2 separate regions of the Homo sapiens genome follow, and region 1 is linked to region 2. A link is a loop called in an ENCODE intact Hi-C map of the cell type or tissue named here. Cell type or tissue: mammary epithelial cell. All regions are shown on one strand. Each heading gives the region's core, and the rest is flanking DNA. Links, peaks and the distances in the headings are about the cores only.

The links. Peaks named below come from ENCODE experiments on the same cell type or tissue, not always from the same donor. Only the 100,000 strongest peaks of a DNase experiment are listed, where the experiment ranks them.
Region 1: it touches region 2 in a loop (2.1-fold over the local background); 1 of 110 quality-filtered maps calls a loop at or near these places.

Annotation. Positions count from the first base shown.
Region 1 is chr4:80,384,028-80,400,051 of GRCh38, forward strand. The region is part of intron 2 of CFAP299 (cilia and flagella associated protein 299); the gene reads left to right. It also overlaps the pseudogene LOC100419739. Among named protein-coding and RNA genes, the nearest start is that of CFAP299, 56 kb to the left of the region's middle. In mammary epithelial cell, for the core only: no CTCF peak of the experiment used is centred there; a DNase peak (open chromatin) is centred at 9,434.
Region 2 is chr4:80,439,320-80,455,343 of GRCh38, forward strand. The region is part of intron 2 of CFAP299 (cilia and flagella associated protein 299); the gene reads left to right. Among named protein-coding and RNA genes, the nearest start is that of CFAP299, 110 kb to the left of the region's middle. RefSeq lists an enhancer at 655-1,437. In mammary epithelial cell, for the core only: no CTCF peak of the experiment used is centred there; a DNase peak (open chromatin) is centred at 7,512.

The sequences.
Region 1 (16,024 bases), core at 4,737-12,736, 53 kb before region 2:
GACACCATTGAATCTGCTTGGCTTTTACTTTCATTCAAAATGTTTTACTTAGATAAGACTCATTCTTCCTCCCAGCATTGTTTTCATTTTTTATATCTTCCTTTATCCATTCCTTACAATCTCCTCCTGCCCCTACAAACGCACACAAATACATCAAAGATGTGAATCTGTTCTACTACCTGATTACTCATATTTTCTACTAACCAGAGGATCAGAACTTTTAATCATATAACGTAAAGGATGATTGGTAGGCATAGGGACATATATTTTTATTTTTTCTGGTGAGGACTATGCTGAGAATTAAAAACAAAATTATTTAGTAGTTTCTATATTATTCATAAATATTTTGAATAATGTTGCTATTAGCAAGCCAATCTTGAGTTTATGAAGAGTCTGGCATTCAGTTAGTAATGTTTCACTTGTAATTTTTAAATGAAACTGTCAAGTTATACCATTGACACAAAGAACTTATTTTGTCTACATTGTTAACTACTTGTGATCTCCTGGGAGCTGGGGTAAGCTAGAAAGACATAGGCTTGCTGTAGTATCTATTTCAGGAGATAAGAGGAAAAACACCTATTTTAATGATCGAGTAGGACAAAGAGTTTCATGCATGACTTAGAGGTAAATTGAAGGAAGGAAGGAAATTGTTCCGAAAAATTAGTACATGAACCAAGAATTTTGAAGGATTCATTGTGTTTGTTTCAGGAAACAAAGTTGATATCAGCTCCCCATTCCCACCACCTTTCTAATTTAAGCACCTCAGGGACATAGAGTTAAGTCAATGTCCTCCTCATTCTATAGCATTATTACCATGAGTCCCTGCTAGGTTCTTTTTTAATTAAATTTTATTTTAAAATGTTTTCCCTCTTTATACCCCATTTATTTATTTAAATCAACACATTAAAAATTATATATATTTGTATGTATTTAATTTGCTTCATTTAATTGAAAGAATATATATGTTTAGGGTATAAAAAGTGATGTTTTGTTATATGTATACATTGTGGAATGATTAAATGAAGCTATTACATATCCATCATCTCACATCCCTATTATTGTTTATGATGAGAACAATTAATATCCACTCTTTCAGCAATTTTTGAGTATACTACACTTTATTATTAATGAAGCCACCATGCTGTGCCATACATCTTGAGAGCTTATTCCTCCTGTGTGACTGAAACTTTACACCTTCACCAATGTCTCATTTCCCATCCCTCTCCAGTCTCTGGCAACCATTTTCATCTCCATTTCCAATTAAATTTCTCTTCGTCCACATACAACTACTCCAGAATATTTATTTTCTTTTGTTTTATTGTTTTCATACATTTATTTAAACATATGGTTTTCTAGAAAAAAATCGTGATTACATTTATACAGAAATATGAATTACACTACATATACTATATTTCTTTTCTTTTTTTTTTAATGACAACAACATTTATTGAGCAAGCCCCTGGCATATTTCATCATACTGGATCCCCAGGACAACCCTGTGAGGTAGTTGTATTGTAAGCCCCATTGTACAGATGAGGAACACGGGGCTCAGAGGGGTGAAGTGACTTGCCCGAGGTCACAAGGCAAGTGCATGTCAACTCTTGGAATTGAAGCCAGATCTGTCTCACAGCTGCAGTCCAGCCGTGACAGTTGAGTGCCTCCTAAAAGCCAACATCACAGAGCTGTCTGAGGACGCTGTGGGGAACTGTCTGTGAAAAGGTCCAACAGATAAACTCCAAAGAGTTTATGGCAGGCTTCCTGAAGAGCAACGGACTAGAGCCCACCTGGAGGCAGCCTGGAGGCAGAGTGGGCGGAACTGCCCTGTCTTCTCTCCCAGGGGACGCAACTACCAGCCTAGACCAGCGGGACGCTGGGCTGCTCAGGCTCCAGCCATCTCTCTCTTGCCGTGGCTCTGCCCGGAAACCGTGGGCGGCCCTGCCCCTGTCCCCAGAATGTTGCAGGGCTTTCCAGCAGGAGAGGGGACACCGGAAGGCGGCCATGAGCCAAGGTTTATGAATGACATTCAGAAGGATTTCTGCCAATGGCTCGATGGCTCGCTTCCACTGGGAAGGATCTCCAGTCTGCCCCCAGGGAGCCTGGACCCAAACATGAGCATCAGGCCTTCCCAGGAAACGAACACCCCGGGTCCGTCACTCTGAGGCCTCGATGTAGATGAGCACAGCGAGCATGGCACATGGGCCCTCGGCCCCGGCCTGCAGCCCCGCCAGAGCCAGGTTGGAGCCCAGCCCCTCAGCTGTCCAGGTACCACCAGCTCAGATTCTGTGCCCACCGCACCACCCACGACGATGGAAAGCTCCGCGTTCAGCTCTGCGAAGGGCGGCTTGCCCGGGACGGCCTCGGGCACCAGACCAGCCCCTGTGTCCTTCATCTCCTCCAGCCCCAGCGGGTCAGGCAAGGGGGTCACCACCTTGCGCCCACCACTGCCGCCACGGCGCGGGGCTGCCCTCTTCTCGCGGGCGGTGGTGGGGGGGGGGGGTGCCGCCGGGTTTGCAGGTCCTTTTCCTTCTGGGGGCCGAGACGACAGCGGTGATCTTTGAGGTATTTGTGGCGGAAAAAGCCCTTGGCACAGCCAGCATAGCGGAACTTGTAGTAGCCCGTGTGGGCGCGCAGGTGCTCGGCGAGGTGGGCACGGCGGCTGAAGGACCTGCTGCACAGGGCGCATTTGTGGAGCTTCATGCCGGAGTGGGAGAGGACATGGGCCTTCAGCTTGTCCGGCCGGTTGAACAACTTACCGCAGCTTGTGTGCGTCGATAAAGGGCATTTATATTTCTTGAAGGGCTGGTGGATCAACATGTCTCTCTTACAGTTTGTCCTTGAGGTTGAATGCGGACTCGCACACCGAGCATTTGTAGGGCTTCTCGCCTGAGTGGTTGTGAGCGCGCAGTTTGAGGTAATGCACCCGCCGGGAGGACTTCTTGCACACCTGGCCCTTGAACCTGCCCCCACTGCGGTGGGTTGGCAGATGACGCTGCAGGTAGCGTTCACAAGGAAACACCTTCTAGCAGTGTGGGCAGGGGAAGTTGTGAGTGGCGGTCTGCAGGTGATGCTCCAGGGCCTCTGGGGTGGATATTTGTTGACACGTTTGACACACTTGTAGACGGCACTGCCCTTCTTGGGGCTGTGCTGTGGAAGGAGGCTGTGGGAGTACTGGTGCACGCTCAGGTCGTACATCGGGGGTAAGTCCTTGTTGCAGAAGTGGCCGGGGTAGCTCAGCTCCTCCTGGTGGCTCTTGATGTGCTCCAGAAATGTGTCGAGCTTTGGGAACGTTTGGGCACAGCTTTTGACCACACATTTGTACACCTGCTCGTTCTTATGCTGGGTCATGTGAGACTTGAGCTGGAAATAGGTGCTGAACTTGCTGGGGCAGAACTGGAACAAGTAGGAGCTGTAGATGAGGACTACCTGCTTGGGTTTCCGGCTTGCCCCTTGCTATCGCTGGCTGTGGGCCAGGCCTGGAGCTGTGGCGAGCTTGGTAGGGGCTGGCCCAACCCTGTGTTTTCCTCATCCTCCTGCCTACTGGGGTTCAGGGCCAAGACCTGTACAGTCACAGAGTTTCGAGACACAGTGCCACCACCGTGTCCTGAAGGCCATACCTTGTGGGTCTGCATGTGTTTCTTAACATTAGACTTCTGGGCAAAGGCATGGCCACATGCAATGCATTGGAAGGGCTTCTCACCTGTGTGGCTTCAGATGTGCTGCTGCAGGTCGAAGTTTTTGGTGAATGACTTGTCACAGTATGGGCACTTGAGTTTCTGAGCCTTTGGCTTCCCTGTAGCTTCCAGGAGTCCCCTGGTACCTTTAGCCCGTGGGGTCTTCAGCATTGGTGGAGAGTCAAAGATGGCCACGGTGCCCCCGGTGGCACTGGTCATGGGGCAGCAGGGTTTGGTCCTTTGGGTGTTTGCCAGGGCTGTACACTGTGGGGGTGGGGTATACTGGAGCCTCCACACACTGGTTTGGCACCTCCAGGGGTGGGTAGGGCTGCATCACCAGTGCCTGGATCTCCACCATTCCACTCCCAGCCAGGAGTGCAGCAGCACTGTACACCTTCACCACACCATTCCCACCAGGATTGGGATGCCCAGGGGGGCCCAGGCTGTGGGGTGGAGGTGGTGAGGGCAGTGGTGGAGGAGGGGGTGAAGGCTAGGTGAGGTGGCTGGGCACAGAATGCATGTTCAGGCTGCTCTGCACAGGTCGCGGGCCCTAGGGCATGGGCTGGTCCAGGGATGTGAAGCCTGAAATGGCAGACATGAGCAAGTCATTGCTTACCAAGATGTTCCCCTGGATCAGTGGGGACAGGGGCACTGTGATGTATGTAGAGATCTGGCAATTGGCAGGAGGCGAGGCCTGCTGGACCGCTGTGGGTGCTGCCGAAGGTGTGTAGATTGTGTAGATGCTGTTGGTGACCAGCGAGACTGTGTCCAGGTCGGGGGCATTTCTTTGGCACTGTTCCCGCTTGTGGGTCATAAACACTGGCAGCGAGTTGAATTGCTTCTTACACTTCCCACAGAGAAAGACATCCTCATCATCCAATGGCTGGATAGCAGGGGACGCATTGACACTCTGGCCTCTGGGATCAGGGACTGCTCCTTGGCCATCCAGTAATGATGGGACAGCTAGAATGGTCTGGTTGTCCATTCCCTCCAGGGCCTTAAAGATCACCTGCACCATCTTGGAGCCCCTATATTTCTTATAATTAATCAATAGATTTTTTGGGGAGGTAGGGTTTCTATGCTGTTAGTCATACCTGCAAACAATGATGTTTCTATTTCTTCTCTTCCAATCATATTTCCTTAATTTATTTTTCTTTCTTTTTAAATTATTCTTGTAAGGCATTGTAGTACATGAATAAATGTAAGTATTAATAGTGTACCTTCCTTGTGTCGTTTTTTATTTTAAAGGGATAATGTCTACTATTTCCCTGTTTACAGTAATATGTGGGTGTGTACATGTGTTTTTGTGTGTTTAACATGGAAAGTTCCCTTTTATATGCTCTTTAATAAGTCAGATGATCATACTATTTTTTCTTCTTTATTAAGTGTTGAAAGACATTTAAGGAATTTCTAATACGAAATCCTCCTTTTATGCCTGGGATAAGCTCAACTGGGTCATTTATTATCTTTATTATTCACTGCTGGATTGGGTTAGATAATAATTTATCTGGATTGTCTTTTGGATTTTCTACCCAGTATTATCTGCTAATCATTCCTACCTAGTATTACAATAATGAACAATTCTTCTCTTTAGAGCTTCACTTTCTAATCACCCTACACTCCAACTTACTCCATCTCTGGGTTTGAGTTAGTCTTTCCGAAGTCCCATTTTAAGAGTCTAAGGATTTATTAAAACACACTCCATTATCATAGTTCTGATCCCACACCTGGGAAATTAAAAATTAAGGCAATTTGCAGCTGTGGAACATTGTAGTCCAAGCAAGAGACCTGTGCTTACAGTGGCCAAAGACCAGATCAGAAATTGAATGGTATTTGAGGAGTAAATTAAAAAATTGAATATATTTTGTTTTAGTTGCATCAGGTCAAGATACTTTAGCCGAAATGTTTATTTGAGGAGAAAGGCTTGACTCTATCATTGAGAAAACAAAATAGACTGAATGATTCATATTCTGATACCACATTGGCTAACCGAGTTCATTACTTTGTGCCTTTATTGCTTAACTGATAATAAAAATAGCTAACCTTATTGAGCACATTCAAATATTCAGACAGTACTAAAATCCTTATATAAGCATTTACTATTTACTTCTTTAAACACATTTTATGGATGTTGAAATTGAGGCACAGAATTTTAAGAAAGTGCCTAAAGTCTTTCAATTAGCACATAGTAGAGCTGGAATTGAAATTGAAGCATAGTGTCTCCAGAGTCCCTGGTGGTTTCCAGTTTAATAATTGACAACCAGAGTGATTTTTCCAGAATTATTAACATAGATTTATTGAGGTATAACTGACAAAAATTATACATATTTATAGTATGCAATGTGATGTTTTGAAATACATATACATTATGAAATGATTATTATAATCAAGCTTATTAACATTTCCATCACAATACCTTTATTTTATGGTGAGAATATTTAAGGTCTACTTTCTTAGCACATTTCAAGTATACAATATGGTGTTATTAACTATAGTTGCTATTCCGTACATTGTATCTCCAGAGCTTACTCATTCTAGATTACTGAAACTGTATACCCTTTGACTGACATCTCCCGATTTACCCTACCCCCCAACCCCCTGGCAACCATCTGTTCTCTGCTTTTATGAGTTTTACTTTTTATATTCCACATATAAGTGAGATCAAACAGTATTTGTCTTTCTGTGCCTGGCTTATTTCACTTGACATAATGTCCTCCAGGTTCATAGTGATGTTGCAGATGATAGGATTTTCTTCATTTTAAAGACTGAGCAATTCTCTCCTCTCTCTCTCTCTATATATATGTATATATACACACATATATGTATATATGTATATATGTATACACACATATATGTATATATGTATATATGTATACACACATATATGTATATATGTATATATGTATACACACATATGTATATATGTATATATGTATACACATATATGTATGTACACACATATGTATATATGTATACATGTATACACACATATATGTGTATATATGTATATATGTATACACACATACATGTATATATGTATATATGTATATATACACACATATGTATATATGTATATATACATATACACATATATGTATATGTATATATGTATACACACATATATGTATATGTATATATGTATATACACATATATGTATATGTATATGCGCACATATATGTATATATGTATATACACACATATGCATATATGTATATACACACATATGTATATATGTATATATGTATGTACACACATGTATATATGTATATATGTATGTACACACATGTATATATGTATATATGTATGTACACACATGTATATATGTATATATGTATACACACACACATATATACACACATATATATACATATACACATATATACACTCACACATATATCCTGCATTTTCTTTATGCATTCATCTATTGATGGACACTTAGGTTGATTCTATATCTTGGTTCTTGTGAATAATGCTGCAGTGAATATGGGAGTGCAGATATCTTTTCAACATGATAATTTCATTTCCTTGTATACTCAGAACTTGGATTGCTGGATTATGTGGTAGTTCTATTTTTAATTTTTTGAGAATCTTCATAGTATTTTGCATAATGGCTATACCAATTTGTATTCCTACCAATAGTATGCAAGGATTCCCTTTTCTCCACATACTTGCCAAAGCTTGTTATCTTTTGTCTTTTTGATAATCGCCATTCTAACAGGTGTGAAGTGTTATCTCATTGTGGTTCCGATTTGCTTTCCCTGATGACTAGTGATGTTGAGCACTTTTTCATAACAGTCACACACTGTATAACAACATTTTGATCAATGACAGACTGCGTATGCAAGGTGGTCCCATATGATTATAATGAACCTGAAAAATTCTTATTTCTTGGTGATGTCATAGTGCAATGCATTATTCATATGTTTGTGGTGATGCTGGTGTAAAGAAACTGCTGTGCTGCCAGTCATATAAAATTATGGCACAGATTCTGGGTGTGGTGGCTCATGCCTTTAATCCTAGCACTTTGGTAGGCTAAGATGGGACTACTGCTTGATCCCAGGAGTTTGAGACCAGCCTGGGCAAATAGTGAGTCCCCCATCACTACAAAAATTACAAAATTAGCCAGGCATGGTGGGACATGCCACAGACACTCAATGTCAGCCAGTGAAGAAAGCTAGGAAGTGGTGTGTACCCCAAAAAGCCACAGCGGTGGAGCTGCCCAAGTCCATGGGAGCCCATCTCTTGCATCAGTGTGACATGGAGTCAAAGGAGATCATTTTGGACCTCGTGACCTGCATTTGAGACATGGAGTCAAAGGAGGTCATTTTGGAAATTTAAGATATGACTTCCCTATTGGATTTCTGACTTAGACCTTTTCGGCCTTACAGGCCTTTCTTTGGCCTGTAGCCCTTTCATTTTGGCCGATTTCTTCCATTTGGAATGGGTGTATTTACCAGATGCCTTTACCTCCATTGTATCTAAGAAGTAACTAACTTGCTATTGATTTTACAGGCTCATAGGTGGAAGGGACTTGCCTTGTCTCAGATAAGACTTTGGGCTTGGACTTTTGGGTTAATACTAGAATGAGTTAAGACTTTGGGGGACTGTTGGAAGGGCATGATTGTGTTTTGAAATGTGAGGACATGAGATTTGCGAGGTGCCAGGGACAGAATAGTATAGTTCGGCTGTGTCCCCACCCAAACCTCATCTTGAATTGTAATTTGAATTGTAATCCCCATGTGTTGGAGGTGGGATCTTGTGCAAGGTGATTACATCAAGGGAGTGGTTCCTCCATGCTGTTCTCATGATAGTGAGTGAGGTCTCACAAGATTTGATGGCTTTATTAATGGGCTTTTCCCTGCCTTCACTTGACACTTCTCCTTGCTGCCGTCATGTGAAGATGGATGTGTTTGCTTCCCCTTCTGCCATGATTGTAAGATTCCTAAGGCCTTCCCGGCCACGCTGAGCTGTGAGTCAATTAAACTTCTTCCCTTTATAAATTACCCAGTCTTGGGTATGTCTTTATTAGCAGCATGAGAATGGACTAATACAGACCCTATCTCAAAAATGAAAAAAAAAGTGTAGCATATATAATTGTGTATAGTACATACTACTTGATAATATTAACAAATGATTATTTTACTGGTTTATGTATTTAATATACTATTTATCATTATTTTAAAGTGCACTCCTTCTACTTATTAAAAAAAGTTAACTGTAAAACAGCCTCAGGCAGGTCCTTCAGGAAATATTCCAGAAGAAGGTATTGTTATCATAGGAGATGACAGCTCTATGGCTGTTATTACCCCTGAAGACTTTCCAGTGGGATGAGACTTGGAGAGGGAAGACAGTGATATTGATGATCCTGACCCTGTGTAGGCTTAGGCTAATGTGTGAGCATAATGTTTATGTCTTAGTTTTTTAACAAAAAAGTTTTAAAAGCAAAAAATAAAATACAAATTTTAAAAATAGAAAAATGCCTATAGAATCAGGATATTAAAAAAAGAAAATATTTTATGCAATTGTACAGTGATTCTCTGTTTTAAGCTAAATGTATTACAAAAGAGACAGAAAAGTAAAAAATTGTAAAAGTTTATAAAATAAAAAGTTACAGTAAGCTAAGATTAATTTATTATTTAAGAAAGAATAACAATTTTGTGTAAATTTAGTGTAGCCTAGTGCAGTGTTTATAAAGCCTACAGTACAGTAACGTGTTAGGCTTTCACATTCACTCACCACTGACTCACTGACTCACTGACTCACTGAAAGCAACTTCCAGTCCTGTAAGCCCCATTCATAAGTGCCCTATACATGTATATAATTTTTCATTTTTTATGCTATATTTTTACAGTACCTTTTCTATGTTTAGATACACAAATACTTATTATTGTGTTCCAATTGCCTGCAGTATTCAGTACAGTAACATGCTGTACATGTTTTTAGCCTAGGGGTAATAGGCTATACCATATAGTTTAGGTGTGTGGTAGGCTATACCATCTAGGTTTGTGTCAGTACACTCTATGATGTTCAAACAGCTACAAAATCACCTAGTGACACATTTCTCAGAATGTATTCCTGTTATTAAGTAATGCATGACTGTACCTGTTGACCATTTGTATGTTGATATGGTTTGGCTCTGTGTCCCCACTCAAATCTCATCTAAATTTTAATCCCCATAATCCCCACGTGTCAAGAGTGGGATTGATCTTGACACGTGATCCCCACATGTCAAGAGTGGTGGGAGGTGATTGGATCATGGGGGCGGCTTCCCCCATTCTGTTCTCAAGATAGTGAGTGAGTTCTCATGAGATCTGATGGTTTCATAAGTGTTTGACAGTTCCTCCTCCACACGCTCTCTTTCCTGTTGCCTTGTGAAGAAGGTACTTGCTTCTTATTCACCTTCCTCCATGATTGTAAGTTTCCTGAGGCATCTCCAGGCAAGTGGAACTGTGAGTCAATAAAACCTCTGCCCTTTATATATTACCCAGTCTCTGGTACTTCTTTATAGCAGTGTGAGAAGGGACTAATACATATGTCTTCTTTTGAAAAATATCCATTCAGATCCTTTGACTATTTTCTAATGGGGTTGTTTGTTCTCTTGTGATTGAGTGAATTCCTTATACATTTTGAATATTAACTCTTTTTCAGATGTATGGTTTGTATAATTTTTCTCTCATTCTGTAGGTTGTTCCTTGGCTGTACACAGTTTTTTTTTTTTTTAAATTAGATGCAGTCCCATTTGTCTATTTTTGTTTTTGTTTTCTGTGCTTTTGGGGACTTATCTAAGAATTTATTGCTTCCTCCAATATCAAGAAGCTTTTTACCTATGTTTTTCTCTAGTATTTTTGCAGTTTCAGTTTCTTACGTATAAGTCATTAATCCATTTTGAGTTGGTTTTTATATATAGGGTGATATAAAGGTCTAATTTCATTCTTCCACATGCAGAGAATCAGTTTTCCAAACAACATTTTTTGAAGAGAATGTCCTTTCCCCAATGTGTGTTCTTGGCACTTTCTGCAAGGATCAATTGACCATAAATATGTGCATTTTTTTCTGGGCTTTCTGTTCTGGTTCATTGGCTTGTATGTCTGTTTTTATGCTGGTACCATGCTGTTTTGATAGCCATTGTTTTGTAGCATATTTTGAAATCAGGTGATGTGATACCTCCAGCTTTGCTCTTTTTGCTCAAGATTTCTTTGGCTATTTGGGGTCTTTTGTGATACCACAAAACTTTACAACATTTTTTTTCTATTTCTGTGAAAATTCCATTGGAATTTTGAGAAAGTTTGTATAGAATTTGTGGATTAAGTTGGAAAATATGCACATTTTTGACAATATTAATTATTCTAATTCATGAACATGTGATATCTTTTTATTTGTGTCCTCAAATGTTTTCATCAGTTTTATAGTTTTTAATATATAGATACTAATATTTTATCTCATTGGTTATTTCTATGTATTTTATTTTCATGCTATTGTAATTGGGATCTTTCCTTAATTTCATTTTTTGGATAGTTTGTTGTTAGTGTATACAAACATAATTGATTTTTCTATGTTGATTTTGTATATGGAAAATGTACTAAATTTATTAGTTCTAGTAATTTTTGGTAGAGTTTTTAAGCAAATGTCACCTGCAAGGAGAGACAGCTCTACTTTTTATTTTCTGATTGAATGTCTTTTAAAATTTTTGTTATTATTTGTTCTTGCCTAATTGCTGTGGCTAAAGCTTCCAGAAGTATATTGGATAGAAGTGGCAAGAGTGGTCATCCTTTTCTTATTCCTGATATTAGAGGAAAGCTTTTCACCAATGGATGTGATGTAGCTGTATTTGAGGTACATTTCTTCTATACCAAACTTGTTGAGAGTTTTTATCATAAAAGTATTTAAAACATTGTTTAAAGATCAAAGTTTAAGGAAGAAGCATAAAGATTATGTTTAATGAGTCCTAACTTGATTATTACAAGTTATTAGATAAAAGATCTGATTTAAAAATGGGATGATGTAAGTAAACTTCTGGCAGTTAGCTTCTTGCCATTTTTAACAATTTGGACTGAAGTATTAAAATTAAATTCAAGCCCATGAAACTGCTCATTTTTAATAAATTCATTGAATCAATCATTTACAACTATAGTAGTAAACATTCTTCAAAATGTAATTATTCCTTCAGTTACTGGTGACTGCATTAATTATAATTTAACAGAAAATAATTGACTAAGCTTAGAAAACCTAAAAAAAGGTTTATTTTCTGCACATACACACAAATACACACACAATGTCTTTCTCTCCTTTCTTTTACTCTTCTCTGCCTTTTATAGGCTTAGAGCCACTACTGACAGAAAATAAGTAAATAGAGCAATAGATGTCTTCCATTGCACTATGTGTCACTGCCAAGTTTGTCAGCATTCTCAATTTGCTTAGTTGATAAATTATTTTTCGTGTTTGTTTTTATTTCTATTTAATGGGAAAATTCTTTAAAATATAACCGTGTATTTGGTCTAAGGGAAGGGTGATAAAAACCCACTACAATGGTCCTTTGCCTCTTTTAGAGTTAGAGATGTTCATTTCCAGCACTCAATAAATAATAGGGAGAGGTGTCAGGAGATGCGTAAACAGAATTTCTTCCAGTTTTTTTATGAGCCGGCTCAGTATACCATAACAGCAAACACCCATGTTTGCCTCAATCATGTTTTTGTAAACAATCACTGAGATAATATGTGTAATGAGATAATACATTTTATATTTACAATTTTCAGTTACTGAGTTCTAAACATTTGTACAGTGTATTTTATTAGCATTGGTATTACTATGAAGGATGGGGAATATACAATGAATTCTTTTTAGTGTACATTAACCTGCTAGTAGATTTATTCTAATCAAGGTGATTATAAGTGAGCTGCCTAGTTTGATTTCTTTTTAAAATTTAAATTTTGAGATAATCATGTGGTTTTTGTCTTTGGTTCTGTTTATATGCTGGATTACGTTTATTGATTTGTGTATGTTGAACCAGCCTTGCATCCCAGGGATGAAGCCCACTTGATCATGGTGGATAAGCTTTTTGATGTGCTGCTGGATTTGGGTTGCCAGTATTTTACTGAGGATTTTAGCATCGATGTTCATCAGAGATATTGGTCTAAAATTCTCTTTTTTTGTTGTGTCTCTGCCAGGCTTTGGTGTCAGGATGATGCTGGCCTCATAAAATGAGTTAGGGGAGGATTCCTCCTTTTTCTATTGATTGGAATAGTTTCAGAAGGAATGATACCAGCTCCTCCTTGTACCTCTGGTAGAATTTGGCTGTGAATCCATCTGGTCCTGGACTTTTTTTGGTTGGTAGGCTATTAATTATTGCCTCAATTTCAGAGCCTGTTATTGGTCTATTCGGGGATTCAACTTCTTCCTGGTTTAGTCTTGGGAGGGTGTATGTGTCCAGGAATTTATCCATTTCTTCTAGATTTTCTAGTTTATTTGCGTAGAGGTGTTTATAGTATTATCTGATGGTAGTTTGTATTTCTGTGGGATCGGTGGTAATATCCCCTTTATCATTTTTTATTGCATGTATTTGATTCTTCTCTCTTTTCTTCTTTATTGGTCTTGCTAGCGGTCTATCAATTTTGTTGATCTTTTCAGAAAACCAGCTCCTGGATTCATTGATTTTTTGAAGGGTTTTTTTGCGTCTCTATCTCCTTCAGTTCTGCTCTGATCTTAGTTATTTCTTGCCTTGTGCTAGCTTTTGAATGTGTTTGCTCTTGCTTCTCTAGTTCTTTTAATTGTGATGTTAGGGTGTCAAATTTAGATCTTTCCTGCTTTCTCTTGTGGGTATCTAAGCTATAAATTTCCCTCTACACACTGCTTTAAATGTGTCCCAGAGATTCTGGTATGTTGTGTCTTTGTTCTCATTATCTCAATAGATGCAGAAAACGCCTTTGACAAAATTCAACAACGCTTCATGCTAGAAACTCTCAATAAATTAGGTATTGATGGGACATATCTCAAAATAATAAGAGCTATTTATGACAAACCCACAGCCAGTATCATACTGAGTGGGCACAAACTGGAAGCATTCCCTTTGAAAACTGGCACAAGACAGGGATGCCCTTTCTCACCACTCGTATTCAACATAGTGTTGGAAGTTCTGGCCAGGGCAATCAGGCAGGAGAAAGAAATAAAGGGTATTCGATAAGGAAAAGAAAAAGTCAAATTGTCCCTGTTTGCAGATGACATGATTGTATATTTAGAAAACCCCATCATCTCAGCCCAAAATCTCCTTAAGCTCATAAGCAACTTCAGCAAAGTCTCAGGATACAAAATCAATGTGCAAAAATCACAAGCATTCTTATACACCAATAACAGACAAACAGAGAGCCAAATCATTTGTGAACTCCCATTCACAATTGCTTCAAAGAGAATAAAATACCTAGGAATCCAACTTACAAGGCATGTGAAGGACCTCTTCAAGGAGAACTACAAACCACTGCTCAACGAAATAAAAGAGGATACAAACAAATGGAAGATCATTCCATGCTCATGGATAGGAAGAATCAATATCGTGAAAATGGCCATACTGCCCAAGGTAATTTATAGATTCAATGCTGTCCCCATCAAGCTACCAATGACTTTCTTCACAGAATTGGGAAAAACTACTTTAAAGTTCATATGGAACCAAAAAAGAGCCCGCATTGCCAATTCAATCCTAAGCCAAAAGAACAAAGGTGGAGGCATTACGCTACCTGACTTCAAACTATACTACAAGGCTATACAGTAACCAAAACAGCATGGTACTGGTACCAAAACAGATATATAGACCAATGGAACAGAACAGAGACCTCAGAAATAATACCACACATCTACAACCATCTGATCTTTGACAAACTTGACAAAAACAAGCAATGGGGAAAGGATTCCCTATTTAATAAATGGTTCTGGGAAAACTGTCTGGCCACATGTAGAAAGCTGAAACTGGATCCCTTCCTTACACCTTATACTAAAATTAATTCAAGATGGATTGAAGACTTAAATGTTAGACATAAAACCATAAAAACCCTAGAATAAAACCTAGGCAATACCATTCAGAACATAGGCATGGGCAAGGACTTCATGTCTAAAACACCGAAAGCAATGACAACAAAAGCCAAAATTGACAAATGGGATCTAATGAAACGAAAGAGCTTCTGCACAGCAAAAGAAACTACCATCAGAGTGAACAGGCAACCTACCGAATGGGAGAAAAGTTTTGCAATCTACTCATCTGACAAAGGGCTCATATCCAGAATCTACAAAGAACTCAAACAAATTTACAAGAAAAAAACAAACAACTCCATCAAAAAGTGGGTGAAAGATATGAACAGACACTTCTCAAAAGAAGACATTTATGTAGCCAGCAGACACATGAAAAAATGCTCATCATCACTGGCCATCAGAGAAATGCAAATCAAAACCACAATGAGATACCATCTTACACCAGTTAGAATGGCGATCATTAAAAATTCGGGAAACAACATATGCTGGAGAGGATGCAGAGAAATAGGAACACTTTTGCACTGTTGGTGGGACTGCAAACTAGTTCAACCATTGCGGAAGACAGTGTTGCGATTCCTCAAGGATCTAGAACTAGAAATACCATTTGACCCAGCCATCCCATTACTGGGTATATACCCAAAGGATTATAAATCAGGCTGCTATACAGACACATGCACACATATGTTTATTGCAGCACTATTCACAATAGCAAAGACTTGGAACCAACCCAAATGTCCATCAATGATAGACTGGATTAAGAAAATGTGGCACATATATACCATGGAATACTATACGGCCATAAAAAATGATGAGTTCATGTCCTTTGTAGGGACATGGATGAAGCTGGAAACCATCATTCTCAGCAAACTATTGCAAGGACAAAAAACCAAACACCTCATGTTCTCACTCATAGGTGGGAATTGAACAACGAGAACACTCGGACACAGTAAGGGGAACATCACACACCAGGGCCTGTTTTGAGGTGGGGGAGGGGGGAGGGATAGCATTAGGAGATATACCTAATGTAAATGATGAGTTAATAGGTGCAGCACACCAACATGACATATGTATACATATGTAACAAACCTGCACGTTGTGCACGTGTACCCTAGAACTTAAAGTATAATAATAAAAAAAATTTAAATGTTGTGACCATTTTCAAATGTAGACTTATTTCTTGATTTGGCATGACTTATACATTCTAAACCAGAGGCGTTTTTTGCTTTAAGAGGTTAAAAGAATATATATTACATCCTTGAAAGTAATTAACATTATAGAAATAGTAGACTTTTAAAATTAAAATTTAATTCCTCTATTTGTTGGATTTTTGCCAACTTGT
Region 2 (16,024 bases), core at 2,914-10,913:
TGATTTCTGCATTTCCAACTGAGGTACCAAGCTCATCTCATTGGGACTGGTTAGACAGTGGGTGCAGCCCACAGAGGGCTTGCAGAAGCAGGGTAGGGCGTCACCTCACCCGGGAAGCTCAAGGGCTCGGGGAACTCCCTCCCCTTGTCAAGGGAAGCTGAGGGACTATGACATGAGGGATGGTGCTATACGGCCCAGATACTATGCTTTTCCCCAGTTTTCCCAGCCTGCAGAGCAGGAGATTCCCTCGGGTGCCTACAATACCAGGGCCCTGGGTTTCAAGCACAAAACTAGGTGGCTGTTTGGGCAGACACCAAGCTAGCTGCAGGAGTTTTTTCGTACCCCAGTGGTGCCTGGAATGCCAGTGAGACAGAACCATTCATTCCCCTGGAAAGGGGGCTGAAGCCAGGGAGCCAAGTGGTCTTGTTCAGCAGGTCCCACTTCCACAGAGCCCAGCTGCCCAGCAAGCTAAGATCCACTGGCGGGAAATTCTTGCTGCCATCACAGCAGTCTGAAGTCGACCTGCGACACTCGAGCTTGGTGGGGGGAAGGGCATCAACCATTACTGAGGCTTGAGTAAGTGGTTTTCTTCTCACAGTGTAAACAAAGCTGCCAGGAAGTTCGAACTGGGCGGAACCCCCAACAGCTCTGCAAAGCCGCTGTAGTTAAGCTGTCTCTGTAGATTCCTCCTCTCTGGGCAGGGCATCTCTGAAAGAAAGGCAGCAGCCCCCATCAGGGGCTTATAGATAAAACTCCCATCTCCCTGGGACAGAGCACCTGGGAGAAGGGGAGGCTGTGGGCACAGCTTCAGCAGACTTAAACGTTCCTGCCTGCCAGCTCTGAAAAGAGCAGCGGATCTCTCAGCACAATGCTTGAGCTCTGCTAAGGGACAGACTGCCTCCTCAGGTGGGTCCCTGACCCCCATGCCTCCTGACAGGGAGACACCTCCCAGCAGGGCTCGACAGACACCTCATACAGGAGAGCTCCGGCTGGCATCTGGCGGGTGCCCCTCTGGGACGATGCTTCCAGAGGAAGGAGCAAGCAGCAATCTTTGCTGCTCTGTAGCCTCCTCTGGTGTTACTCAGGCAAACAGGGTCTGGGGTGGACCTTCAGCAAACTCCAGCACACCTGCAGCAGAGGGGCCTGACTGATAGAAGGAAAGCTAACAAACAGAAATCAATAACATCAACATCAACAAAAAGGATGCCCACGCAAAAACCCCATCTGAAGGTCATCAGCATCAAAGATCAACAGAAGATTTAAAAAAAACAAAGATGAGGAAAAAACAGTGCAAAAATGCTGAAAATTCCAAAAACCAGAATGCCTCTTCTCCTCTAAAGAATCACAACTCCTTGCCAGCAAGGGAACAAAACTGGACAAAGAATGAATTTGATGAATAGACAGAAGTAGTCTTCAGAAGGTGGGTAATAACAAACTCCTCCAAGCTAAAGGAGCATATTCTAACCCAGTGCAAGGAAGCTAAGAACCTTGATAAAGGGTTACAGGAATGGCTAACTAGAATAACCAATTTAGAGAAGAACATAAATAACCTGATGGAGCTGAAAAACACAGCATGAGAACTTCATGAAGCATCCTCAAGTATCAATAGCCGAATCAATCAAGTGGAAGTAAAGATATCAGAGATGGAAGATCAAATGAAAATAAAGTGTGAAGACAAGATGAGAGAAAAAAGAATGAAAAGGGATGAACAAAGCCTCCATGAAATATGGGACTGTGTGAAAAGACCAAACCAATGTTTGATTGATATACCTGAAAGTGACAGGGAGAATGGAACCCAGTTGGAAAACACTTCAGGATATTATCCAGGATAACTTCCCCAACCTAGCAAGACAGGGCAACATTCAAATTTAGGAAATACAGAGAACACCACTAAGATACTCCTTGAGAAGACCAACCCCAAGACACACAATTGTTAGATTCTCCAAGGTTGAAATGAAGGAAAAAATGTTAAGGGCAGCCAGAGAGGAAGGTCAGGTTACCCACAACAAGAAGTCCATTGGAGTAACAGCGGATCTCTCTGCAGAAACCCTGCAAGCCAGAAGAGAGTGGGGGCCAACATTCAACATTCTTAAAGAAAAGAGTTTTCAACCCAGAATTGCATATCCAGCCAAACTAAGCTTCATAATTGAAGGGGAAATAAAATCCTTTACAGACAAACAAATGCTGAGAGATTTTGTCATCACCAGGCCTGCCTTACAAGAGCTCCTGAAGGCTGCACTAAATATGGAAAGGAAAAACCATTACCAGCCACTGCAACAACATACCAAAATGTAAAGACCATCAACACTATAAAGAAACTGCATCAACTAATGTGCAAAATCACCAGCTAGCATCATAATGACAGGGTTAAATTCACACATAATAATATTAACCTTAAATGTAAATGGGCTAAATGCCCCAATTAAAAGACACAGACTGGCAAGTTGGATAAAGAGTCAAGACCCATCAGTGTGCTTGTATTCAGGAGAACCTACTCATGTGCAAAAACACACATAGGCTTAAAATAAAGGGATGGAGGAATATTTACCAAGCAAATGGAAAACAAAAAAATGCAGGAGTTGCAATCCTACTGTCTGATAAAACAGCCTTTAGACCAACAAAGATCATCAGAGACAAAGAAGGGCATTACATAATGGTAAAGGGATCAATGCAACAAGAATAGCTAACTATCCTAAATATATATGCACCCAATATAGGAGCACACAGATTCATAAAGTGAGTTCTTAGAGACCAACAAAGAGACTTAGACTCCCACACAATAATAGTGGGAGACTTTACCACCCCACTGTCAATATTAGACAGATATTTACAAGACAGAAAATTAACAAGGATATTCAGGACTTGAACTGAGCTCTGGACCAAGCAGACCTAATAGATGTCTACAAAATTATCCACCCCAAATCAACAGAATATACATTCTTAGCACCACATAGCACTTATTCTAAAATTGACCACATAATTAGAAGTAAAACACTCCTCAGCAAATGCAAAAGAATGGAAATCATGACAAACAGTCTCTCAGACCACAGTGCAATTAAATTAGAACTCAGGATTAAGAAACTCACTCAAAACCGCAGAACTACATGGAAACTGAACAACCTACTCCTGAATGACTACTGGGTAAATAACGAAATTAAGGCAGAAATAAATAAGTTCTTTGAAACAAATGAGAAAAAAGACACAACATACCAGAATCTCTGGGACACAGCTAAAGCAGTGTTTAGAGGGAAATTTATAGTACTAAATGCCCACATGAGAAAATTGACACCGTAACATCACAATTAAAAGTCAACTAGAGAAACAAGAGCAAATTCAAAGACTAGCAGAAGACAAGAAATAACTAAGATCAGAGCAGAACTGAAGGAGATAGAGACTCGAAAAACCCTTCAAAAAATCAATGAATCCAGGAGCTGGTTTTTTGAAAAGATTAACAAAATAGATAGACTAGTAGCCGGACAAACAAAGAAATAAAGAGAGAAGAATCAAATAGACACAATAAAAAAGATAAAGGGGAGATCACCACTGATCCACAGAAACACAAACTACCATTGGAGAATACTATAAACACCTCTAAACAAGTAAACTAGAAAATCTAGAAGAAATGGATAAATTCCTGGACACATACACACTCCCAAGACTAAACCAGGAGAAGTCGAATCCCTGAATAGACTAATAACAAGTTCTGAAATTGAGACAGTAGTTAATAGCCTACCAAACAAAAAGAGCCCAGGATCAGACGGATTCACAGCCGAATTCTCCCAGGGGTACAAAGAGGAGCTGGTACCATTCCTTCTGAAACTATTCCAAACAATAGAAAGAGAGGGACTCCTACCTAACTCATTTTATGGGCCAGCGTCATCCTGATACTAAAACCTGGCAGAGACAACAACAACAAAAATTTCAGGCCAGTGTCCCTTGAGCATCAATGCAAAAATCTTCAACAAAATACTGGGAAACCGAATCCAGCAGCACATCAAAAAGCTTATCCACCATGATCAAGTCACCTTCATCCCTGGGATGCAAGGCTGGTTCAACATGCACAAGTCAATAAACGTAATCCATCACATAAACAGAACCAATGACAAAAACCACATGATTATCTCAATAGTTGCAGAAAAGGCCTTCGATAAAATTCAAAACCCCTTCATGCTAAAAGCACTCAATAAGCTAGGTGTTGATGGAACATATCTCTAAATAATAAGAGCTATTTATGACAAACCCACAGCCAATATCATACTGAATGGGCAAAAGCGGGAAACATTTCCTTTGAAAACCGGCACAAGACAAGGATGCCCTCTCTCACCACTCCTATTCAACACAGTATTGGAAGTCCTGGCCAGGGCAGTCAGGCAAGAGAAAGAAATAAAGGGTATTCAAATAGGAAGAGAGGAAGTCAAATTGTCTCTGTTTGCAGATGACATGATTGTATATTTAGACAGCCCCATCATCTCAGCCCAAAATTTCTTTAAGCTGATAAACAACTGCAGCAAAGTCTCAGGATAGAAAGTCAATGTGCAAAAATCACAAGCATTACTACACACCAGTAATAGACAAACAGAGCCAAATCATGAGTGAACTGCCATTCATAATTGCTACAAAGAGAATAAAATACCTAGGAATCCAACTTACAAGAGAAGTGAAGGACCTCTTCAAGGAGAACGACAAACCACTGCTCAAGGAAACAAGAGAGGACACAAAGAAATGGGAAAACATTCCATGCTCATGGATAGGAAAAATCAATATTGTGAAAATGGCCACACTGCCCACAGTAGTTTATAGATTCAATGCTATTTCTGTCAAACTACCATTGAGTTTCTTTAGAGAATTAGAAAAACTACTTTAAATTTGATATGAAACCAAAAAAGAACCTGTATAGCCAAGACAATGCTAAGCAAAAAGAACAAAGCTGGAGGCATCATGCTACCTGACTTCAAACTATACTACAAGGCTACAGTAACTAAGACAGCATGGTACTGGTACCAAAACAGATATATAGGCCAATGGAACAGAACAGAAGCCTCAGAAATAACACCACACATCTACAACCATCTGATCTTTGACAAACCTGACAAAAACAAGCAATGGGGAAAGGATTCCCTATTTAATAAATCATGTTGGAAAAACAGGCTAGCCATATGCAGAAAACTGAAACTGAACCCCTATCTTACACATTATACAAAAATTAATATAAGATGGATTAAAGACTTAAACATAACACCTAAAACCATAAAAACCCTACAAGAAAACCTAGGCAATACTATTCAGGACTTAGGCATGGGCAAAGACTTCATGACTAAAACACCAAAAGTAATTGCAACAAAAGCCAAAATTGACAAATGGGATCTAATTAAACTAAAGAGCTTCTGCACAGCAAAAGAAACTATCATCAGAGTGAATAGGCAACCTACAGATGGGAGAAAATTTTTGCAATCTACTCATCTGACAAAGGGTTAATATCCAGAATCTACAAGGAACTTAAACAAATTTACAAGAAAAAAACAACCCCATCAACAAGTGGGTGAAGGATATAAACAGACGCTTCTCAAAAGAAGACATTTTTGCTGCCAACAAACATGAAAAAAAGCTCATCATCATTGGTCATTAGAGACATGCAAATCGAAACCACAATGAGATACCATCTCATGCCAGTTAGAATGGCGATCCATTAAAAAGTCAGGAAACAATAGATGTTGGAGAGGATGTGGAGAAATAGGAACACTTTTATATTGTTGGTGGGAGTGTAAATTAGTTCAACCATTGTTGAAGACAGTGTGGCGATTCCTCAAGGGTCTAGAACCAGAAATACCATTTGACCCAGCAATCCCATTACTGGGTGTATACCCAAAGGATTATAAATCATTCTATTATAAAGACACATGCACACATATGTTTATTGCAGCGCTGTTTACAATAGCATAGACTTGGAACCAACCCAGATGCCCAACAATGATAGAGTGAATAAAGAAAATGTGGCACATATACACAATGGAATACTATGCAGCCATAAAAAAGAATGAGTTCATGTCCTTTGCAGGGACATGGATGAAGCTGGAAACTATCATTCTCAGCAAACTAACACAGTAACAGAAAACTGAACACCACATATTCTCACTTATAAGTGGGAGTTGAACAGTGAGAACACATGGACACAGGGAGGGGAATGTCATACACCGAGGCCTGTCAGGGGTTGGGGGAAAGGGGAGGGATAGTGTTAAGAAAAATACCTAATGTAGATGACGGGTTGATGCGTGGAGCAAACCACCATGGCACATGTATACCTATGTAAGAAACTTGCACATTCTGCACATGTATCCCAGAACTTAAAGTATATTAAAAAAAAAACATTTAAAGTATCATCATTAAGCATAGTTTGCTTATTTGTTTTGAGTCATATATTTTTATCAGATTAAGCAAATATGTACTTCTGTGCTACTAAAAGTTTAAAAATTCAAGAATAGAAGATGAATTTTGTTATACATAATTTGTTGGCATCTATTGAGATCGTATGATTTTCTTTGACATAGTTAATATGGTTTATTACAGTAATAAATAACTGAGTTGGCATTGTATGCTAAAGATGTGTGTATGTGGTGTTGAATTGGCCTCTTTAAAAACTTTCAGGTCTTTTATTCTTTCACTCCGCCTGAAAGTTTGAAATGGTGTCTCTCCCTTTGATATTTATGCTGCGTGCTGGAGTGGCCAGGAGGAAGATTTTGAGATGGAGATTAGCATGCTTGACATGTATTAGGGAATGCTTCATTTGAGAGCAATGAGGAAGAAGAGAGAGGAAGGATTCAGGACTGGGAAGAGGAAAAGGCATAGGTGTTGTGTCAATCAGTGAAGGCCTCAGCCAACCACCTGTGGAACTCTGCAGTTGTCCATATTTGTGTGTGTAGAGGATGTATAGGGGAGGGTCAGGGGAAAGTGGCAGCACTTTTTATTCCTGCATCAAGCAGTCATTGGATATAGCCATTCAATGCAGGAAGGGGGCAAGGACTTGTACAAGACAATGCTCTTCAACCAGAGGAAATTCCCAAGAGGCTGACAGTTGAGGACTATCTGCCAACAGCAATCTCAGAAATGTTGAAATAAGTCTTCCATTTCTGTAAGCAAGATCTGTTTGGCACATGACAGCATCCACCACATCTAATTGACAGCTTCCATAATTCTATCCTCTACTTAAGTAATCTTATCCTTTTCACTGTCATTTATTATACTATTTGGGCCTTTGAGCCATTTTTTTTCCAGCTTAGATCCTTCTTTTGAGTTCTAGATCCAGAAATACAGCTGTCTTCTATCCATTACTTTCTGCATTAGGGACCTCAAACATCACATTGTAAGACTGAACTGATTTTCTCCTTCCCAAATTTCTGCCACCAACTCTATTACATTTCTCACCTGGTAGCATTACAGTCTATTTAGTCACTCAAGATAGAAATTTGAAAGAAAACTTCTATCAATGACTCTTAACCCAGAAATTTAATAATAGTTTCTCAGGAGATCAGTCAACTCATCAAAATGTGGATTTTATGTGTGCATTTTTATGGATCGTGGCTTTTCAGATTTGCAAAGGGTTTTGCAATTCAGTAAAAGATTAAGTAAGCATCATGGTTCAGGAATTTTTTTTTACATAATCTCAATCAACAAAACTATTCACCAAGGTCTGTTGATTCTACTTGTAATATTTTTTACCTACTGCTTTTATAAGTAGGCACTTACCCTCTCTTATGTGATTAACAATGGTAGTGTTTCTTTGTTTTTGTTTTTGCTTTTTATTTGTTTTTTTTTTGTTTTTTTTTTTTTTTTTTTTTTTGAGACGGAGTCTCGCTCTGTCACCCAGGCTGGAGTGCAGTGGCGGGATCTCGGCTCACTGCAAGCTCCGCCTCCCGGGTTCACGCCATTCTCCTGCCTCAGCCTCCCAAGTAGCTGGGACTACAGGCGCCCGCCACTACGCCCGGCTAATTTTTTGTATTTTTAGTAGAGACGGGGTTTCACCGTTTTAGCCGGGATGGTCTCGATCTCCTGACCTCGTGATCCGCCCGCCTCGGCCTCCCAAAGTGCTGGGATTACAGGCGTGAGCCACCGCGCCCGGCCTATTTGTTTGTTTTTTAAGACAGAGTCTTGCTCTGTCACCCAGGATGGAGTGCAGTGGCGTGATCTCAGCTCACTGCAACCTCCGCCTCCTGGATTCAAGCGGTTCTCCTGCCTCAGCTTGTAGCGGTTCCCCTGCCTCAGTCCCATGTAGCTGGGACTACAGGTATGCGCCACCATGCCCTGCTAATTTTTATGTTTAGTAGAGATGGGGTTTCACCATTTTGGCCAGGCTGGTCTGAAACTCCTGACCTCAGGTGATCTGCCTGCCTCGGCCTCCCAAAGTGCTAAGATTACGGGTGTGAGCCACCATGCCCGGCCAACAATTGCAGTTTTACTAACAGTCTTCTTGCTTTAAATTTTGACATAATCCTCCCACCCCATCCCCATCCCCGCTTTTCTAGTCAGTTTTCTATACTCTGGCCAGTTTAATCTTTTAATAGTGCAAATTGTACCAAGACATTTCTCTAATGCAATTATACCACTGGCTTTTTGAGATAAATTCAAGCTCCTTAGCATGGCACACAAGGCTTTATATGATCTAGCATTTGTGGATCTGTGCAGCCTCACTCATTGGCACTCCCACCACCATGTTTTAGGCACCAGCAGTCAGCAATCTGTAGAACAGATCTGTATGTTGTACACTGTCAATGCATTCTCTCTGCTCAGATTACCCCACTTCGTGGCAATATTGCAGACTTTATTTCTCCCCAGTCAAATAAAGTGAGTTTTCTTCTGGGCAACCTCTTTATTCACCTTTAGTGCACTCCATGGTACATGTCAGCAGCTGGGTTGTGTCTGGTGTTGAAAATGTCAGAAAATCTTAGGAGCTATATGGGTGACTGCTGATTCAGTATTACTTAGCATTTAAGAATGCCTAGTTCCTGCTAGTATTCATCTGATCACAAACTATAATCATCATCCTATTTATACAATAGTAAGTTTGAGAAGTTTTCTGAAGGTGTTAAAATTAATTATATGGTTATTTGAGTCTATCTTTGGGATGCTATTTAATATAATACTATTTAGTGGTAAATATCCATTTGTATTTTCTTATTATATAAATATGATATTGAAAATGCCACCAGCTCTATTATGCCACTAACTCTATTAAACCTTAAATTTTCTTTTAACATAAATGCTTAGAAAAGTTCTTTTTTCTTCTCTTACTAAGAGATCTAGATCCTCTCTGAAAATTGGTACAATCACCAGTACTTAAGGCTGAGAGCACAGAGTTTTCTGCTGTGTTTAGGTGTTAGTGACATTGAACATAATAAAAAAAAAACCACATCTCTGAACTCAATTTCAACAGGTATAATACTTTATTTTCAGCTTCAAGTAATTCTTAGGATTCAAATTGCAGGGTTTTAGAAAAAGAATATCCTAATGAAATTATGACATATGCAATATAGAAACTTACCAAACATTTTTCTAAATGAAAGTGCTTGGTGCTGCAGATGATGAGGTAGTTATAGATCTTGGGACAGAAATATATCCCAAGTGGCCATCTAATCTCCTACCTCCTCATGGGCAGAACCTAATTAAAAGCATCAGGCAAAGTAGTTAATGTACTTCTTGGAGATTAAGGTCAAGACAGGAGTTCTACATCTTCTTCTGCCACACTTTACAAATTATACCAAATACTTTTGCGGATGGTCTTGTATCCCAACAAGCCAAATGCATGTACTACATGCATTTCTGTATTTCGTTTTGATTTTTAGGCAAAGTTTCAATAATGGCATGGAGAGTTTTTGCTCACTTTTCTGCTTCAGTGTGACTATTATTTGAATCACCATGTTTTGTGGATAGAGATGAAATATTATATATGTAAGTACAACTAAAAATCTTAAGTTTTTCTTAGAAATTATTTTGCTCTGAATTTTCACATTGTTATTTCATTTTAAATTTTATTATTAATCACTTATTAGTTATTTATAAATAACAGAACTATTTTCTTTATTATCTCAACCTTCATTCTATCTTTTCTTATTTCTTTATTAACTGTTGTTATTAACAATTAGTCAAGTCTGATTCTTGATGGAATTTCATTTTTTTTTACTTCAAGGTTTAGAGGGTTTATTTCTAAAACACATAATAGCTGGACAACACTTAACCATTTTGTCAAAGGGAATTATATGCTTAATACATTCAAGAATTTCATTCTTAAAAAACGTTTTAAATTATGATCATGTTATATTTATATTTTCTCAGTTTTCTAGAATTATAATGAATAATTTATTAATATTTTCCATTTTACTATCCATATAATTAATTTCTGAATTTTTTATGACTGTTTTGTATCATTTCTAAGAATGCCAAAACCTAGAAAGAACACTTTAAGAAATTAATTTTCTGAAGCCAGAAAGGTCCATAATCTCCTTAAGTACTTTATGTTTAATTTTATTTAATATTTATAAATATTATTTTCTCACCAAAATGTACAACTTCTTTCTCAAAGCTAGAAAGTTATCTAATTCACAAGATGAAATTCATCATCACTAATTGAACTACCTAATGGGAAATAGCTCAAATTACTTATTTTGTGCTCCAGTAATTTCTCTCTTCCTCTGCCTAAGTGTCCTATCTTCTTGGAAAAGCTATGCAGTAAGGCAGTGGAGCAAAGTAATCTATATTGGCACAATGTTTTTCCAAGCATTATTTTGAGATTGCTTATAACAGTGTTAAATTGACTGAAAAAACTCAGTGGAGGATTAATGACTAAAGCCAGGGGTAAACAAAACAAAACAAGATACCTCATATAACTGCGAACTGTTAATTTTACCAGCCTATGTATGTCTTTGATACCAAAGAAGGAAAGAGAATTGAAAAGTTCTCCCTTTCAAAAAGTACTATTAATAAATGCATTGATATATGTGCCAAATATAATCGAGGCACCATGAGTTCAGAAGATTAATACATCAAGAAGTTTTCATTGCAGATAGATGACTCCACAGAAGTAATAACTATGCTCACTTAATATCACATTGCTTAGAATCCCTGAAGAGAAATGCTTGGAAGAATATTATTTGTTCCAAAGAAGCTCTAAATCAAAGTACTAGGAATAAAATATTTAAAGTGGTAAAGGAATACCTGAAACAAATGAAATACTAGGGAAATATTAAAAATACTAAATATCTTTGTGCACTGATGGTTAGGTTAGTTTAGGTTGCAGGAAAGCATACAAGATTTACATGAAGAATTCTTTTTAAACTCTGGAATTCAGAAATACAGTATTTCTGAATATTTGAGATGTTCATATATGTCAAAGTTTGTCCATAGAACTATATTTCACATTAAAAGAGATTTTAAAAACTGATGAGTATAATAAAATCCTAGTTGTTAAAATATTATTTTCAACTTAATGAAATAAATATAATCAGAGCACTTCTTTATACTGAAGTACATTCATTGCTCAAGCAGAGTTAGGCAAGAATTTAAAAAATAATGGATTAATACCGTGTGTGTGTGTGTGTGTGTGTGAGAGAGAGAGAGAGAGCATTTGGGTGTGTGAGAGGAGGGGCCTCTCAACAATTTTGTACCCAGCCCTGTAGGTAGCAGCCATCCAGCCTATGATCACATTCAGGTAATATCTGTTGAGTGAATAAGGGTGGTATTAGCTTGCTAGGACTGCCAACAAAATCTCACAGAGTGGGTGGCTTAAGCAACAGAAATGTATTTTCTTACTGTTTTGGAGGCTGGAAGTCCAAGATCAAGGTATGAGCAGGGTTGGTCCTTTTGAGGCCTCTCTCACTGGCTCGCAGATGGATGGCTGCCTCCTTGCTGTGTCCTCAGGTGGTGTTTCCTCTGTGCAAGCACATAGCTGATATCTCTTTGTGTGTCCAAATTTTCTCTTGTTATGAGAATACCAGTCAGAGTGGATTAGGGCCCACCCTTACAACTTTATTTAATAATTACTTCTTTGAATGTCCTATCTCCAAGTACAGTCACATTTTGGGGTTAGGACATCAACAAACACATGAATTTTGAGAGGACAGAATTCAGCTCAAAATATAGGGGTCTATCAGTGCAACTGAGTACACTATAAGAGCTTATTAAAAATTAATTGAGCTTATTTTCTCAATGTAGTAAAGATTTTTATATTATTCAGTACTGATAAGTGAAACAGTTTTGTCTAGTACACAGTATGGTATTATCTACTGAAAATAACTAAATTCACTTAAGTTTCTTAATGCTTGATTTAAAGTTTCCTTTGAATCTTTTGACAACATAATAGATTCATTTCCTTTCCTCTTTTGGCTGTTTTACACAATTAAATGGAAGTTACAATGATAGATGGGTTAGATTAATTCAGTCTTCTCCTTACCTTCACACATTACTCTAAACAAACTATGCTATTGGCAAGATGGAGCTCAATTTAAGATTGAACACTGAGCTGATAATTATTCAGTGAAAGATTAGATTCCATTAAATCTAAAGCCTGAGTCTGGTTTGTAGAAAATTGTTCCTGGGAAGCTGACTTTCACTAGGTCCTATAGTAAACACTAGGGTATGTGCTAAGATTGTTACCTTGTAACTTGTAGCTACTGGCAGGTAGGCACATTACTTGAGTTTGGAACAGTTGATGGGAATGTATAAATCCACTAGTAGAAATATAAAGGTAATTTCCTGAAGGCTACAGTAGATCTTCACCCCAAAGAGACATTATCCTGGTAGTGAATGTTTTATGGGGCCTGGAGGCAGGGAAGCCTGACCTCTACCTCAGAGTGCTGCCAGGTCATATTTGGTGTATATAGTAAAATGTTGCAACCTGAATCCTTTACTTACATTAAAGGAACATGTAGGCTTTGCCTGACTCTCTCGGTGTCTTTCAATCCATTACATCATTCTGTTACGACCAACAGGCCTTCAGGTATTCATTTCATTCCCTATTTGTTCATCTTGATATCCACCCAACCCATAAATTATAGGACATGAGAATTCAAATTAGTTTTTTTCTGGCTACTGCCATTTCTGAGCAAGAGAAGAGTATTGCTTTTAGAATTTCTTCAGAGAATTTATTGCTCTCTTAGGTTTGCAAAGGCCATGGGTATCCTGTATAGAACTAGCTAAGTTAGGTTAACATACTGCTATTTGGGTAAAGACTTACAAAATAGTCTGATGGTTGGTATATTTTAGATGATAGAAATTCAATGCCTTTTGGAGCTAAAGCCACTATTGTTAATAGAGTTAACATTAAAAGGGATGTCAAACCAAGCTGAATGAGAACAATGTGGTACAGTAAGTTGGAAAAATAATACAATTAAATTATTATATTTTACTTGATTACTTTGTTAAGCAGTAGAAATTGTGGGGGTAGATTATGGGATTTGTTTGAAGGATATGATACATTTCCCCAAATGAAAACATCCGTCCGCATTGATGTTTTCCATTAGTCATCTTCAGAGATGTGAATTTAACTTAAAACAATTCACACTACTCTGATGATGATTACTTTTAAAATGATGTTTGCATTAGTTAAGTCAGAGACATCATGAGAAATGGGAGTAAAAACAGATGGCCATGATGATGCATTTGTACTTTGAATGTTTAAAGCAGCCCCTGGTGTTTGCACAGGGATTGAGAGCAGAGTAGAAACTAAAATTGTCACAGGTTATTAACGTGCCTGACTTGGAGAGTCAACCAAAACCTTGAGTAAGTCTCATAGAAACTGCAACATTATCACGTTTCATATGATTGACATAATGTGCACTCTCCTATTATTCTGCAGGGCTGTCAAGTAAGCAGTGAGAACTCAATCCCTTTTTTTTATATTTAAGGAAAGTTTTTAGAATCATAAAACATATTGGAAAAGATCATGCTTTTGTTTACCGAGACTTGCATATCACAAACATTTTGGTTTTTAATAAGCAACAGAGTTTTCTCTGAGTATTCAGGTAGAGATATTTAAAATCCCTTTACGAATATTCAAACTAAGACATGAGTTCTCATTTATCATTCTTTTATTTCTTCTTAAATTTTAGTGTGTATGTATCCTGTCTTATAACCCCTAATTTAATTAGTAGTGTGGCATGGTAATGTAAATTTTAACAAGCTTCTGAAATGCTTTAAATAATTTAATTTTTTTCATATACCCATTCTTCAAATTATCCCTTAAAAATAATCGTGTGGCCTGGTATGGTGGCTCACGCCTGTAATCCCAGCACTTTGGGAGGCTGAGGTGGGTGGATCATTTGAGGTCAGGAGTTCGAGACCAGCCTGGCCAACATGGTGAAACCCCGTCTCTACTAAAAATACAAAAATTAGCCAGGCTTCTTGGCGCGTGCCTGTAATCTCAGCTACTCGGAAGGCCAAGGCAGGAGAATCGCTTGAGTCTGGGAGGTGGAGGTAGTGGTGAGCCAAGATCTCACCACTACACTCCAGCCTGGGTGACAGAATGAGACCCTGTCTCAAATAATAATAATAATAATAATAATAATAATAATAATAATAATAATAATCTTGCAAGCGTGATTTTCACATTTCCATTTAGTAATTCATTAGCATTTTAGCTTTATAGTTGCTTTAAAGGTCTGAGAAAATTATTGGTTTAAGATAGCATACTGATCACGTGTTGTTATGTCCTTTACCATCTCAGACCCCTGAGTTTCAAGGCTTAAAAAATGTATAAACACTCCATAATGAAGATAATGTGAGGTGACTGTTAGTGGTTGACAATTTTTGCAATTTTCTGGCAGGCAGAAAGCAGTTTTGAGAGAGGTATTGGAAGGTGCAGGATAGAGTGGCCAGAGTCTGGGAGGAGGTGATCTTCTTTGCTGCCTGGAGAGACTCAAGACTTAGGAATGCCAGGTATGATGAAAAGCATAAGTGAATCATGAGTTGAAAAACAAGGACATTAGAAATCTATAGACAGAGGTCGCAACAATCCTATGATTCACATGGTGAACAAGATATCTACCAGCGAACATTATTTAGGCAAAATATTGGAAGGTTCATGTCTTCAGATAAAGTGACTGCCTGGATTGAACATGGACAGCTGGTATTGAAGTTGGTGCCCAGAGCAAATACCTCAAATTCTGGAATATAGGAGTCCTTGGGCATGAGAACCAGCTCACCCCCAAAAAATCCCACCAGCACTCGGGCACACATGCCCATATAATTAGGTTCTCATTGCCTTGTTCCTAAATATGTAAAGATAACTAAGGTTTGGCAGACATTTGAGGAAATTGAAACATAAGAAAACCTAATATAGACATTAAAAATGCCCATAAATGTACACACAGGTGTAACCACTCAGCAGGTTTTTCTTGCCTGCTGCCCAGACAGAGCCAGTTTATCAAGAGAGGGGAATTGAAAGAGAGAAAGAGTTTAAGTCACACAGAGCCAGCTGTATAGGAGACCAGAGTTTTATTGTTACTCAAATTAGTCTTTCTGAAAACTGAGAGACTGGGGTTTTTAAGGATAACATGGTGGGTAGGGGGTTGGGAAGTGGGGAGTGTTGACTGGTCCGGTTGGAGATGAAATCATAGGGAGTTGAAGCCTCTTGCACTAAGTCAGTTCCTGTGTGGGGGCCACAAGACCAGATGAGCCAGTTTATTGATCTGGGTGACACTAGCTGATCTGAGTGCAGGGTCTGAAAAATATCGTAAGCACCAATTTTAGGTTTTACAATATGATATTACCCCTAGGAGCAGATAGCAAGGTTTCAAATCTTGAGGCCTCTAGCTGTGCAACTCCTAAGCCATAATTTCTAATCTTCTGGCTAATTTCTTAGGCTTTCAAAGGCAGTCTGGTCCCCAGGCAAGAAGGGGGTTTGTTTCAGGAAAGGGCTCTTATCATTTTTGTTTCAAAGTTAAACTATAAACTAAGTTCCTCCCAAAATTAGTTTCGCCTACACCCAGGAATGAACAAGGTTAAAACCAAGATGGATTCAGTTAGGTCAGGTCTCTTTCAC